Linked DNA regions of Homo sapiens: region 2 is linked to region 1. A link is a contact called in ENCODE Hi-C or POLR2A ChIA-PET data. All regions are on one chromosome and are shown on one strand. Each heading gives the region's core, a stretch centred on a gene start or an enhancer-like site at or near the end of the contact. The rest is flanking DNA. Distances are from core to core; before and after follow the strand shown. Region 1 holds the start of LINC02639 (long intergenic non-protein coding RNA 2639). Region 2 overlaps LINC02660 (long intergenic non-protein coding RNA 2660).

The links. Hi-C counts contacts between places; a loop is a spot of excess contacts on that map. ChIA-PET counts read pairs that join two places held with the same protein, here RNA polymerase II (POLR2A). Pooled maps may share reads with other maps.
Region 2: a loop to region 1 is called in a pooled map, with 5 times the contacts of the local background. The contact joins the enhancer-like site here to the promoter of LINC02639 in region 1. A Hi-C loop is called at or near these places in 1 of 168 maps with a recorded cell type or tissue (naive thymus-derived CD4-positive, alpha-beta T cell), 3 of 37 single-sample maps with no recorded cell type and 11 of 50 pooled maps. POLR2A ChIA-PET finds 5 or more read pairs at or near these places in 7 of 52 experiments (T-cell, activated CD4-positive, alpha-beta T cell, activated CD4-positive, alpha-beta memory T cell and 3 more).

Annotation. Positions count from the first base shown.
Region 1 is chr10:3,829,860-3,836,024 of GRCh38, forward strand. It overlaps LINC02639 (long intergenic non-protein coding RNA 2639), which reads left to right and starts at 4,091. Exons shown (of 2, transcript NR_134490.1): 1 at 4,091-4,378; 2 at 4,622-4,869. RefSeq lists enhancers at 1-139, 140-728.
Region 2 is chr10:3,933,523-3,939,895 of GRCh38, forward strand. LINC02660 (long intergenic non-protein coding RNA 2660) reads left to right here. Exons shown (of 3, transcript NR_183984.1): 3 at 2,157-2,290. Among named protein-coding and RNA genes, the nearest start is that of LINC02660, 25 kb to the left of the region's middle. RefSeq lists enhancers at 1,652-1,841, 1,882-1,931, 1,952-2,001. Within about 2 kb of position 1,714, at least 27 of the 41 ENCODE cell types and tissues checked have a DNase peak (open chromatin) inside an H3K27ac peak, as active enhancers do.

The sequences.
Region 1 (6,165 bases), core at 2,841-5,340:
GCAGGGGAATGAGCCGCCCCAGGCTGAGGGCCTTGTGATTTATCTCTGTGTTCCCAGTGCCTAAAGCAGGACCAGGCACAAAAGGGGCTCAAGTTGGTGTTGATGTGAAAGAGCCCATGAATTCATGCTTGTCCTATGAGCCAAGCCCAGGAGTTTGGTGCTGGAGTTACGTGGCCCACTGGGCCGTGTTTTCCTGTGCCTTGGGGGCTGCGTATCGAAGCCCTTGCACTTCTGGGGAGAATATCCTTCTAAGGCCATTCTCAAAGTTGAGTGCCCTCTGCAGGGGGTGTGGTGGGGGAGGCAGCGGTGGAGAAAATGAACCGGGGACCCTCCCTATCTTATCCCTCTCTTAGACACTCAAAATGCCCCTGGCATATTTTAGGGCTCTAAGAATTCACGAAAGTCTGCTAAACATTATTTCAGTTAGTATTTCCCATATTAATTGACCATATAGAACTGTTTAAAAAATAGACCTCTTGGCTGGGCACGGTGACTCACACCTGGTGGCCCCCAGCACTTTGGGAGGCCGAGGCGGGCAGATCACCTGAGCTCAGGAGTTCCTGACCAGCCTGGCCAACGTGGCAAGACCCCGTCTCTACTAAAAACACAAGAATTAGCCAGGCATGGTGGGACACGCCTGTAGTCCCAGCTACTCGGGAGGCTGAGGCAGGAGAATTGCTTGAACCTGGGAGGTGGAGATTGCAGTGAGCCGAGATCATGCCACTGCACTCCAACCTGGGTGACAGAGCAAGACTCTGTCTCCAAAAAAATAAAAATAAAACACCTCTTATCCCTGGAAGCAGCTCCCATGGAAGAGTAGGAAGCGATGTCATGATCTCACCTAAGAGGACGTTGAATTTGGACCTGGTTTGCGTCCCGCCTCTGAGGCTCCCCATACCTTCTGACCATTGGCATGTACGGTACCTTCTCAGCAACATGTGGATAATATTAGGAAGTAGAAACAACACTTGGGAATTCTAGCACAATGCCTAGAACACAGTAATCATGTCATATGCTACATACCAGCAGGGAACAGAGCTGCAGAAAATGCTAAAACTGATTTGATAAAAGAGGCTTTTTTTTTTAACCAGTTGTATGAAGGCCTTCAGACTGGCTGTCTGCACCTCTAAATACCTGTCATCTAGATTAGGATTTTAATATCATCTATTTAAAAAATATTAATATGCCCACTGTTTGCTTTTCTATTATTGACTCAAGCATCAGAGCCAATTAAGAAAGGGTTCCAGACAACAGGCCCCAGCACACTCAAAAAGTAAACAACACATTCTTCTGAAATGCCATACTTTGCACTGAGCTCAGAAGAGTCCTGCAGTGAAATGTTAAAGAGTCTGATAACAGTTTGTGAGACAAACACAGACAGGGCGGAGCATGCAAATCAGGACATCCATTTTTTCCCATTAGGGAGATGAGATTTTAATCTGTTTTCAAAATGATGGAGAAATGTTTGAACTTCTACACAGAAGTAACCCTTTCCCCAGAAAAGGAGAGGGTTTTCTGCAAAATGCCACCAAAAATTATAAGCAATTCCTATTTCAAATAGTATCTGTAGAGATTTGATTTGCATCCTAAATAGGGATTTGCAGATTAGCTATTTATAGCATTCCATACACAGAATGCCAACTGATTTTAATACCACTCCTGGGCTTTTGTAATAGGAGATGAAAGGGGAAAAAACAACTTTCCGAAACGTACAGCTTTATTTTTTCCCATTTATTTAATATTTGGAAAGATCAGCTGTATATTGCAAAAGTGGTTATTTTGTTTGAGATTAGCTTTCTTTCAGAAGTTAAATCAATTTTACTTCTGTTGTATTCAACTGCCGTGATTTAGCTGGAACATGGAAACACAGAAAATGAAGGCGGGGAACATGCCTTCATTTGGCATCAGGCTTGGACAGAAGAGAGAGAATTTCCCATTTCCTATTGAAAGAACATCTGCATCAACATTTTCTAAACAACACTGAGCATTACATTAAAATGATATCTTCGATGTATTGTTTCTACTTGGAGAAATTACACAGGCTACAAAAGAGTCACTTCTCCGGATGAATGACATAATAGGGACACAGGCAATCATATCATTGTGATGACTTTTAGAATCTGTAATTTGCACCCCTCTTGTTGGTGCCCTAATGATACTGCCATGAACTTATGTAACAGCATGAAGAATTCTGGATGTTAAAAATTAAGTCTCATATTTGTTCTTATATCCAATTTAACCTGAATTAAATGTATGCTTTGGGAGAAATTGTAGTTGGAGCAGTTTTAGGTTGCTTGGGTGCATCTGAAAAGTCACGACATACCATAGAAATAAAACAGCTTCATTTTGTTTAGTAAGCACTTACTAAATGTCTGCTCAGCAAAGGTATAAGGCAATGGAAGTATGAGAATGAATTTGTAATTACAGTAAAATGACCAGACAGCCAATTTCCTCAAAAATTAAGGAACGGCCGGGGGTGGTGGCTCATGCCTCTAATCCTAACACTTAAGAGGCTGAGGCAGGCAGATCGCTTGAGTCCAGGAGTTCAAGACCAGCCCTAGCAATATGTGAATCCCTGTCTCTACAAAAAATTAGCTGGACAAGATGGTGTATTCCTGCAGTCTCAGCTACTCAGGAGGCTGAGGTAGGAGGGTTTGAGCCCAGGAGACAGAGTTTGCAGTGAGCTGAGATCACACCACTGCACTCCAGCCTGGGCAACAGAGTGAAACCCTATCTCAAAAACAGCAAAAATAAAACAGAAACAGAAAAGAGAAAGAAAGGAGTTTCATATATAACAGTTTGGTGATAGTGTCTCCATTTTCATAACTTTTATGTGAACTAATCGTTTTCCCTACAATTACTCTGTGAAGAAGTTCATGTACTATAACTCCCATTTTATGAGTGAAGAGACAGAGATTTAAATTTCAAGGTGTCCTATGGTTAATCACTTTCTTCAGGATGAAGACCACAGCCACGTATCCTGTCTTTTTGTTCAGTGCTTTAACTTTATTCAACGGTAATAGCTTATGAAATGAAAGAGATGAAAATATCTTACCATTCATCAAGTGGACGAGGATGATGTTTAAGGAAATGTAATAGACCATCACTGAAATACAAAACTCTTTCTGTCAGTATCTTTATTCTCTAAACACTGGCTAATATTGCAGAGCCTGGAGGCAAGTTTATGTCTTTCTTTTAAAGATGCTTATCAAAGTATAAAGCATTATTTGAAATCAATTGAAAGGAGATTTTTTTCTGAAGGCAGTGTCTGGCTAGTCTTGAAAAAGAGAAGACATTTTCTGAGAATCCCACTGGGAAAGACAGAATCTTTATAGAGGCAGAAAAATAAAGGTCTGTAGACAACCAGAGCTGACATGAATGGAACAGTTTAGAAAAGACACACAACATCCCGACGGGAGGCCGCGTTCCTGGAAAGCTAGACTATCACACAGCTGGCAGGTGGAAAATAAACCCTTAGACATCTCATGCCTGTATCAGGGAGTCTGTCAGGGGGGTGGTGCCCTAAGATGTCGTGGGCACAGGTGCTGTCAAATATTTTGAAGTAACCGGGTGTGGTGGCTCACACCTGTAATCCCAGCACTTTGGGAGGCTGAGGTGGAAGGATCACTTGAGCCTAGGAGTTTGAGACCAGCCTGGGCAACATAGTGTGACCTTGTCTCTACAAAAAAATTTAAAATTTAGCCAGGCATCGTGGCATCCACCCCTAGTCCCAGCCACTTGGGAGGCTGAGGCTGGAGGATCACTTGAGCCCTGGAGGTTGAGGTTGCAGTGAGCTGTGATTGCACCACTGAACTCCAGCCATGGCAACATAGCAAGACCATGTCTCAGAAAAACAAAAAAAAAAGAAAAAAAATAAAAACCAAACAAACAAAAAAGTGATATTCCAGGGTTTTCCTAAAGTGCTCCCAAGGTTCCCTGGCTCAGACCAACACCTGTTCAGAAGTCCTCCTGCCCGTCCTGAACTGCTCCAGTAATCCCTCATTCAGAGGACGGGATTACAAGGATTCTTCTGAGCAGCTGCTGTGCCCCAAGGATGCTCCCAGGGCTTGTCCTGTACCCTCTGAATGGCAGTAACAGTGACACTCCAAGACCAAGAGAGAGGCCGCCCTGGTGGGGTTCCGCTTGCTCACTCGCGCGTGGTGCAGTCTGGGGCACATTATTTATTTAAGCCATGTGAACTCCAGCTGCCAACCTAAAATGAGGATGATGCTACTATCTACTTCATGGATTATTCTGAGGACAAAAGGAGCTAACCCACGTACAATGCACGGCTCTCCACCCAGGACTAAGAAAGGTTCACTGCAGTGGCTTCTGTTTTTGATGCTGTATCAGTAAGTCATCAGTTTAATGAAATGAGGTAAGTACTACATCACCCTCAGTCCAGGGAAAACTAAGTGTCTTATCCAAGGATGTACGTCTGCAGGAGGGTAGCAGGGGAGAATGGGGCCGGCTGGATCCCTAGTAGTTTCTGAGATCCAAAGACGGTTTCTAGAGTAGCTCTTGAGGACAACCAGCTGTCATACAATACGTACTCATAGGAAAGGCTTTGAGAAGGATTAAATGCATCTGTGTTTGAATTTTGTGTATCCCTCCTCCTCAGCAACACCTGATCCCTCTGTCTGAGACACATGGATGAGATTCCTGAGAAGGAAGCTGGGCGGTTGTTTCTTGGTTTGGAGCAGAGGAGGAAGTGTTACATATGGTGTTGAGATGCTGGCACTGGATCTCACCCTTCCTCTGTATGACTGTCCTTCATGTGATAGGACCACACTTGTCACCGTCCTACCTACATCCCAGCGCCAGTCTCCACCTCATCCAGAGGCGGTTAATAAATGCTCCCTCAATGGATGTCAAACAAGTTTTCATTATGTGTAAGAACGATTTCTAAAACCAGGTCTTATTGTCCCCTTGACTGTGGTCAAAAAATGTTTAGAATTATAGATAGATAGTCACAAAACATTGAAATCCCTATGGTGAAATTATCATCAGCTCTATTTTATATTAGGTTGCCAATTTCTGCAGACTAGATTATTATCTTGTGTAGGGAAGCCACTGGGTTTATTCATCTTTGTTTCAGTAAATGTGCATATCACCCAGTTCTTTTTCATTTGCCGCCTCAGAAAACATTCTTGCTATTGGATTAAATTTAAAAAGATTAAGTAATAATTTAAAGATTACTAAAAAATATCATGATTTATAGTCTTTGAAGAAAATGAAGAAGGTCAAAAGTTTAAGAGACCTCAGTGAAGTTGTACAGAATTGCAAAACAATTAGTATATTTACTCAACAGTTTTCAGCAATATGTACTAAATTGGTTGAATTAATGATGGCATTTAATATTAAACACATTTTAACTTTTTTATTCTAATTAATAAAACTTTGAGCTAAAGGTATCTTAAATATCTGTTATATTGAACTGAAAATTGCCCATGATATGGGCATAAAATGTCTTACATATATTCCTCTTATAAATGTTTTATATACTTAAGAAAATTGTATTCTATACACATATAATTGAATCTTTGTTAGTTATTCTAACATCAGTTATACATCTGTAAAACTGATTTTTAAACTTGTTCAAATTAATAATTTCCAACTGTTTGTTAAATCTCTTAAAATTGTATTAAGTCTGCTGATAACTGTTAATAGCAATGTAAATAGACTGACCTATTGAGTAATATTAAACCATTTGTTTAAATTTTTCCTCTATGAGGGATTTGAAAACTACACCAACTTTACTGTTACTTCCTTCTGAGAAAAACAAAATTTAAATAAACAATTCCCTGCTCCTTCCTCCAGTACATAAAATATATACAGGTTTTTTTAAAAAATCAAACTACTTTCTGAATTTTCAAGTCATTTTTTGAGATTGTTCCGTTGTTGAATTATGATTTTGAATTAAAAAGAAACTAGTCGCTTAATGAGTTAGCTGCTTGTCAAAGGCAGACAGAAGTTCTGTCAACCGTTTCCAGCAGGAGTCGATTTCACAGCCAACGACAATCAGCAGAAGCAAGTTTACAAATTACAGGCTGAGGACAATGGGGCAGAGATAAGCTACTCTATTAAAAGCAGGAAAACACAGAGGCCCCACTCTGCTTGCTTCGCAGGACTTCCCCATGGAAGTTCCTGCTTTGCAGCTTAGTA
Region 2 (6,373 bases), core at 464-2,963, 100 kb after region 1:
TAAAAGATGGGAAATCTTTTACAAGCTACACTTCTTCCCCACCCTTACTTCCCCTGGAGTTTCCATCAGCAATCATCTGAGTGCCCCATTAACTCCCCAAAACCCAAGGTCTGTTGGTGGTGGAATATTGAGCTGAAGAGCAGACTGTTGTAGAAGTCATCAGTTCTCTCTGATCATAGTGTCCAAACAAAAACATTATGGGGGAAACTGGCCCCATCACTTAATTATCTCCCAACAGGTCCTTCTCAAAACACATGGGAATTATGGGAGCTACAATTCAAGATGATATTTGGGTGAGGACACGGCCAAACTGTATCAAGTCCCCAATTGAGGGCACCTGCTCCCTGTAGATAATGGCATTTCAGATCTACAATGTGGCATTTCCAGACAACTCACTCATTTACGCTGATTGGTGCAAATTTTATTTTAGCCTCCAAACATTTTTCTTCCCCAGTCTGTTAAAAGAAAACAAAACCAAAACACCTCTCTCTCTCTCTCTCTCTCTATTTATAGATAGAAACGCTTACCCATATCATAGCATCAGTATTTTGCTGAAGCCCTGGAGTGTCAGGCACCGTGTTAGGAACTGAATACAAAAATAAGATGTAAACCAGTCCCTCAAGGAATCTATGGGACTGGTAAGATTAGCTAACCGTGCACCTGGAGGGAATATACTTAGAAATAACTGCAAATTCTGCAGAAATGCTGAGGGGTTCCCAAACTCGTTTCTGTGAGGCCTGTTAATTGCTGAGTTGTTTTGTCTCTGGTCTGTGGAACCCCGATAGTGTGCCCTAGGTCTTTAATTTCTTCATCTCTAAAGAATAGTGTCAATGGAGTCATTGCATGTGTTTATTCATACTTCTCAATGTGGAAGAGAACTCTCTAGGGTGTAAAACCCTATCCAGGAAGCACATGACAAGTTGGAATCCTCAATGACATGGCATTGCTATAGTTGCTATCGGAACAATCTTTTCTTTTTTTTCTTTTTTTGAAACAGGGTCTTGCTCTGTCATCCAGGCTGGCGCGATCTCGGCTCACTTTGACCTCTGCCTCCTGGGTTCAAGCGATTCTCCTGTCACAGCCTCCTGAGCAGCTGGGATTACAGGCAGGCACCACCATGCTGAGCTAATTTTTGTATTTTTAGTAGAGACCAGGTTTCGCCATGTTGCCCAGGCTACTCTCGAACTCCTGGCCTCATGTGATCCGCCCACCTCAGCCTCCCAAAGTGCTGGGATTACAGGCGTGAGCCACTGCAACCAGCTGGAACAATCTTGATATTAGGGTGAACAAGTGATTTCATAGCTTTCTCTGAAGGAGGAAACACTGGGAGCATCCACCCGAGAATCAACACTGTGGATCATTCTGGGGAGTTAATAGTTTTGAGATGTGTCCCAAGATAATTGTTAGCTTGAATTACCACGTGGATGGAACCATGCTGATCCTAAGAGCCAGGTAATGGCCAAAGGTGCCATTCAGGTGAAATCCCCAGGTGGAAAATTCTTCCACTTCCAATGATAGAATTCTATTACTCTGCCTATAGTTTGGTGAAACAAGACTTTACAAATAGAGGACAAGATCCATTTTGCCAAGAACAACCATATGGATTTAACTGCTGCTAACAACCGTTAGGAAGGAACATCAATAAAAAGCAAGCCTGTGAGACAACTCCTTCCCCAAGGGGCGCTTGTTACAGAGCGCGGGCCCCAGCAGGCCTGGTCCATCCTCCACATTCTTTCCTCTCTGACTTATTTTTACTTTCTGTTTGAATTGGCTTGGTTTTATTTTGCCCTAAACTGTGTCTGTAGTCATCCCCCGACAGAGTTTTGAGAGTGAAAGTCCGATCTGCCCACGCTTCACAGAACTCAATGCGGAGCCTTCTCAGGAGTCACTTGACGTCAAGGCTGACTTTTAAATTTGCCAAAAAGGCATTCTTTGGGGAGCGGTCGGCACCATCACTTTCCCTCTTTAGAGAGCTGCTACTGGCTGCTGGAATTCAAAACCCACAAATTGCATTTCTAAACTTAATTCGATACATAGATGAGCGGAAAGATCAGACATTGATGCTATTGTTTTCAACCAAGATGTTTTACTATATCATTTATATTTTGTTTTTTTCTTCCCCCAGTTTTTAAACTTTTTGTTTGTTTGTTTTACAGGCCAAGCCTACTGCTGTTAGAAAACATATTTAGAAATCACTTGGTTCTTCCTTGCCTGAACATCATCTATTTAGTTAGCTTGTGTTGTTTAGATGTGCTTCAGATCTCAAAAAAATAAATTATGTTATTTGAAAGCTTGCTCTCTGCTTGTTTACACTATTAATTTAGAGTCCAGAGGAATCTCTAAATTTGCCTCTAGAAACCACATAATCACCTAATAATACCTTTCCTGACTCCACTTTCTGACACAAAGTGACTTTTGAAACGCTTCCATCTTCCCTTTCTATTTAATGTACTGCACTCCACTCTTTTTTCCTTTCGTTTTTTCTACAGTCCGTCATGGAGTATTTGTTTACCAAATGTTACTTTTCTTGGATCCAATCTATTTTTGAAGAGCGCAAAAGCAAACAACTGTTTGAAGCTGTCAAGCTTCATTTTATTTATGCATGAATAACACAAATAACTTGAAAATGACCTAGTCTGTTTTTCTCAGATTTAGATAGAAAAACTGCTTCCGGCCAATGTTTATGCCAATTTGTTCATGCCAAGTTTCCAGTTTCGGTGCCAACCGGTTTTTACAGCCAAGTTGTAAACCTTCGGTAAACATGGCTTATAATGAAAAGTGCAACACAGCCTGAACCCTGGCACCAGGGGACGGATGTAAATTTATTCTAAGAACAAAATTCTAACAGGAACAGGAGGGGAGCTAGGCTGGCTACAAAGTGTTCCCACCGTAATATGGAAAATGTACAGATGATGATATATTTGATTACTAAGATCCCATTAGGCCAATTTAGGCACTTTATGTATTTCCTTTGCTCTGGACGCTGAGTGGTTTCATGCTCAATTTGAAGCAACTGGCTCATTGTCTCAGGGTGGTTCTAGAACTTTGCCTTCAGGTGGGGCTGGGGAGGGAGCCCTGGCATTTCAAGACAGGAGGGGGTGATATGGTTGGGCTCTGTGTCCCCACCCAAATCTCATGTTGAAAGGTAATCCCCAATGCTGGAGGTGGGCCTGGTGGGAGGTGACAGGGCCATGGAGGTGGCTCCTTATGGTCTCACACCATCCTCCTGGGTGCTGTCATCCCTATCGTGAGTTCTTGTGGGGTTGGCTTCTCATGGTCTGACACCATCCTCCTGGGTGCTGTCGTCCCTATGTGAGTTCTTGTGGGGGTGGCTTCTCATGGTTTAACACCATCCTCCTGGGTGCTGTCATCCCCGTCGTGAGTTCTTGTGAGATCTGGTTGTTTAAAAATGTGTGGCACCTCCCGCGTTGCTCTCTCTTCCTCCTGCTCCAACCATGTAAGATGTGCCAGCCTCTCCTTTGCCTTCTGCCATGATTGTAAGTTTCCTGAGGCCTCCCCAGAAGCAGAAGCCACTGTGCTTCTTGTACAGCCTGTGGAACCGTGAGCCAATCAAACCTTTTTCTTTATAAATTACCCAGTCCCAGGTATTTTTTTATAGCAATATGAGAATGGACTCATACAATGGGTATGTTCATCTGCATTCATAAAGGTACAGAAAAAGGAATCAAATGTTTTATTTTAACATCAGTTCAAAAATGTCCATCCATGTCAACCTCTTCTCTCCTAATATGTTGCATCCAGTGTGTCCTTTGCAAAACCTAAAAAAATTATATCCCTCCCATTTATAACCCTCCACAGCTTCCCATTTTCTTCAAGTAAGCCACACACTTCTTCCTGGACCCTCAAGATCCCCCCTGGACCCCCGAGAAGGCAGGTGTGAAGCCTTTTGTCTATAAACTCATCTATCTCTCTCCACTCCCCAATTGAGCTCTCAAGGGACACTGACATCCTTTCTGTTTCTGGAACATTCCAAGCTGATCCTGGCTTAGGGCTTCTAGAGGCCCCCTCAGCAGGAAAACCCTTTCTTATCTCCCACTTGGCTGGCTCCTTCTCTCTGCCCACATCTCACTCAGACTCTGAGAAGCATCCCCCCAAATATTCCATCAAAAACAGCTCCCACCCCCACCCTCCATCCCAATCTATCACGTTGTTGGTTTTTCTTCATAATGTATTTGAAATTGCTCACTTGCATATTAATTTACTTACTGATCAGAATGCAAATTAGATTCGAATGTCAATTTACAACTGCCTGGATGCTTTTTTACCATTTTTCAGCCGTATTCCTAGGACTGAGGTGCACAGAGATTACTCAATACAAACTTGTTAAATGAAATCAATGCTTATTAAACTGATGTCTCCTGTTTACAGGGAAAAATGCCCAGTGTTACAGGTGCAGCGATGGATGAGCCCCAGTCCAAGAGCTCACGGAAGGGCTGCCTGGGCTGCATACCTGTGCGTGCAGTCGCAGAGAGCTCGTGTTGGGGTCGCCACAAACCCCCCAGGGCCACAGGGACCCAGGCCTGGACTCCTGGGGGGACTTCTCTGCAGGCGCTAAGGGGTGGGTGGGTGTCCAGCAGGGAGACAGGGAAGAGGGCGACCCACGCCATACTCACGGTGCTTGTGGCCAACTTGGTCATGGTTATGTACCCACGGGACCTGCGGTCCCGGGCAGAGTTCATGGTGTAGCTGTGGTGAGAGTGAGGCCCTGACTCAGTGTCCTGTTGTGTCCAGGTAGAGCTTACTTTTGAGAAGGGAGCCAAAAGATTCCTTTTGCATAAAAAGTGAGACAGTCCAAGCTGGTAGGGAGCTGGGAGAATGTCATGGGCTTTGAGAGACCTTCATCGTCAGAAGGAAAACTTTAAAAAGTACTTACTTCTCATGAGTAGGATGAAGTCCATCACTTCCTGTGTGGTAGATTTCCTTGGATAGTCCTGACTAAGTCAGAGCCAAAGGATTTAGAGGTATCCAGGTATCAAAAGAAAACCAATTTCAGGCTGGGCGTGCTGGCTCATGCCTGTAATCCTAGCACTTTGGGAGACCGAGGCGGGTGGATAACGAGGTCAGGAGATAGAGACCAGCCTGGCCAACATGGCAAAACCCTGTCTCTGTTAAAAATACAAAAATTAGGCTGGGCGTGGTGGCTCACGCCTATAATCCCAGCACTTTGGGGGGCCGAGGTGGGCAGATCACGAGGTCAGGAGATCGAGACCATCCTGGCTAACACGGTGAAACCCCATCTCTACTAAAGATACAAAAAATTAGCTGGGCGTGGTGGTGGGTGCCTGTAGTCCCGGCTACTTGGGAGGCTGAGGCAGGAGAATGGCATGAACCCAGGAGGTGGAGCTTGCAGTGAGCCGAGATCGAGCCACTGCACTCCAGCCTGGGCGACAGAGCGAGACTCCGTCTCAAAAAAAAAAAAGAGAAAGCCAATTTCACTTCAGGCCTTGCTGAGCCTCCTTACTGTCCTGAATCCAGGAACCCCAGTTCCACACCACCTGTCATGATCTAAATGTTTGTGTTCCCCCAAAATGCATAGGTCAAAATCCTCACCTCCAAGGTGATGGTATCAGGAGGTCAGGCCTCTGGAGGCGATGAAGTTATGAGGGTGGGGCCCTCACGAATGGAATTGGTGCCATTATAAGAGAGGCCCATGAGAGCTCCCTCACCCCTTCCTCCCTGTGAGGACACCAAGGGAAGGCAGGGCTGTCTATGATGCAGAAAGCAGGCCCTCACCAGACACCTGATCTGCTGGAGCCTTGATCTCTAACTTACAGGCCCCAGAATGGCAAGAAATAAATGTGTGTTGTTTAAGCTGAGATGCAGTCTACGGTATTTTGTTCCGGCAGCCCACATGACTAAGACACCAGCCTACCAGGCCTTGACATCACAGCATCACAGCACAGGCTATGGCCTGTAGAGGCTCACGTGGTAGGTAGAAGCAAGCCCCTTTCATCGTGGGCAGGTATCTGCACCGTGTTATGTGTTTGCAAGTTTGGAGTCTGTATGCCATAGTGACAGCCTGGGAATGATTTAGGGAAGAAACAAGGGGAACTGAGGACTGGGCAGAACTGGTAACCTAACCAGGAGAAATGATGTGTGCGGTCCCCTAAATCAAGAGCTTCCCCCCTGCAGGGCCGCAGGTGCACAGGGCTCTGCACTCCCAACAGGAGCCCCTTTTCCCATCTGTCCAACCAGGGAGTCTGTAAGGCAGCTTTGTTTCTTAGTTTTTGTTTTTATTTGTGAAGATGGGGTCTCACTATGTTGCCCAGGCTGTCTCCTGGGTTCAAGTGATCCTCTCACCCTGGCCTTTCAAAGTGTTGTGATGACAGGTGTGAGTTCTTTTGATCCCTCT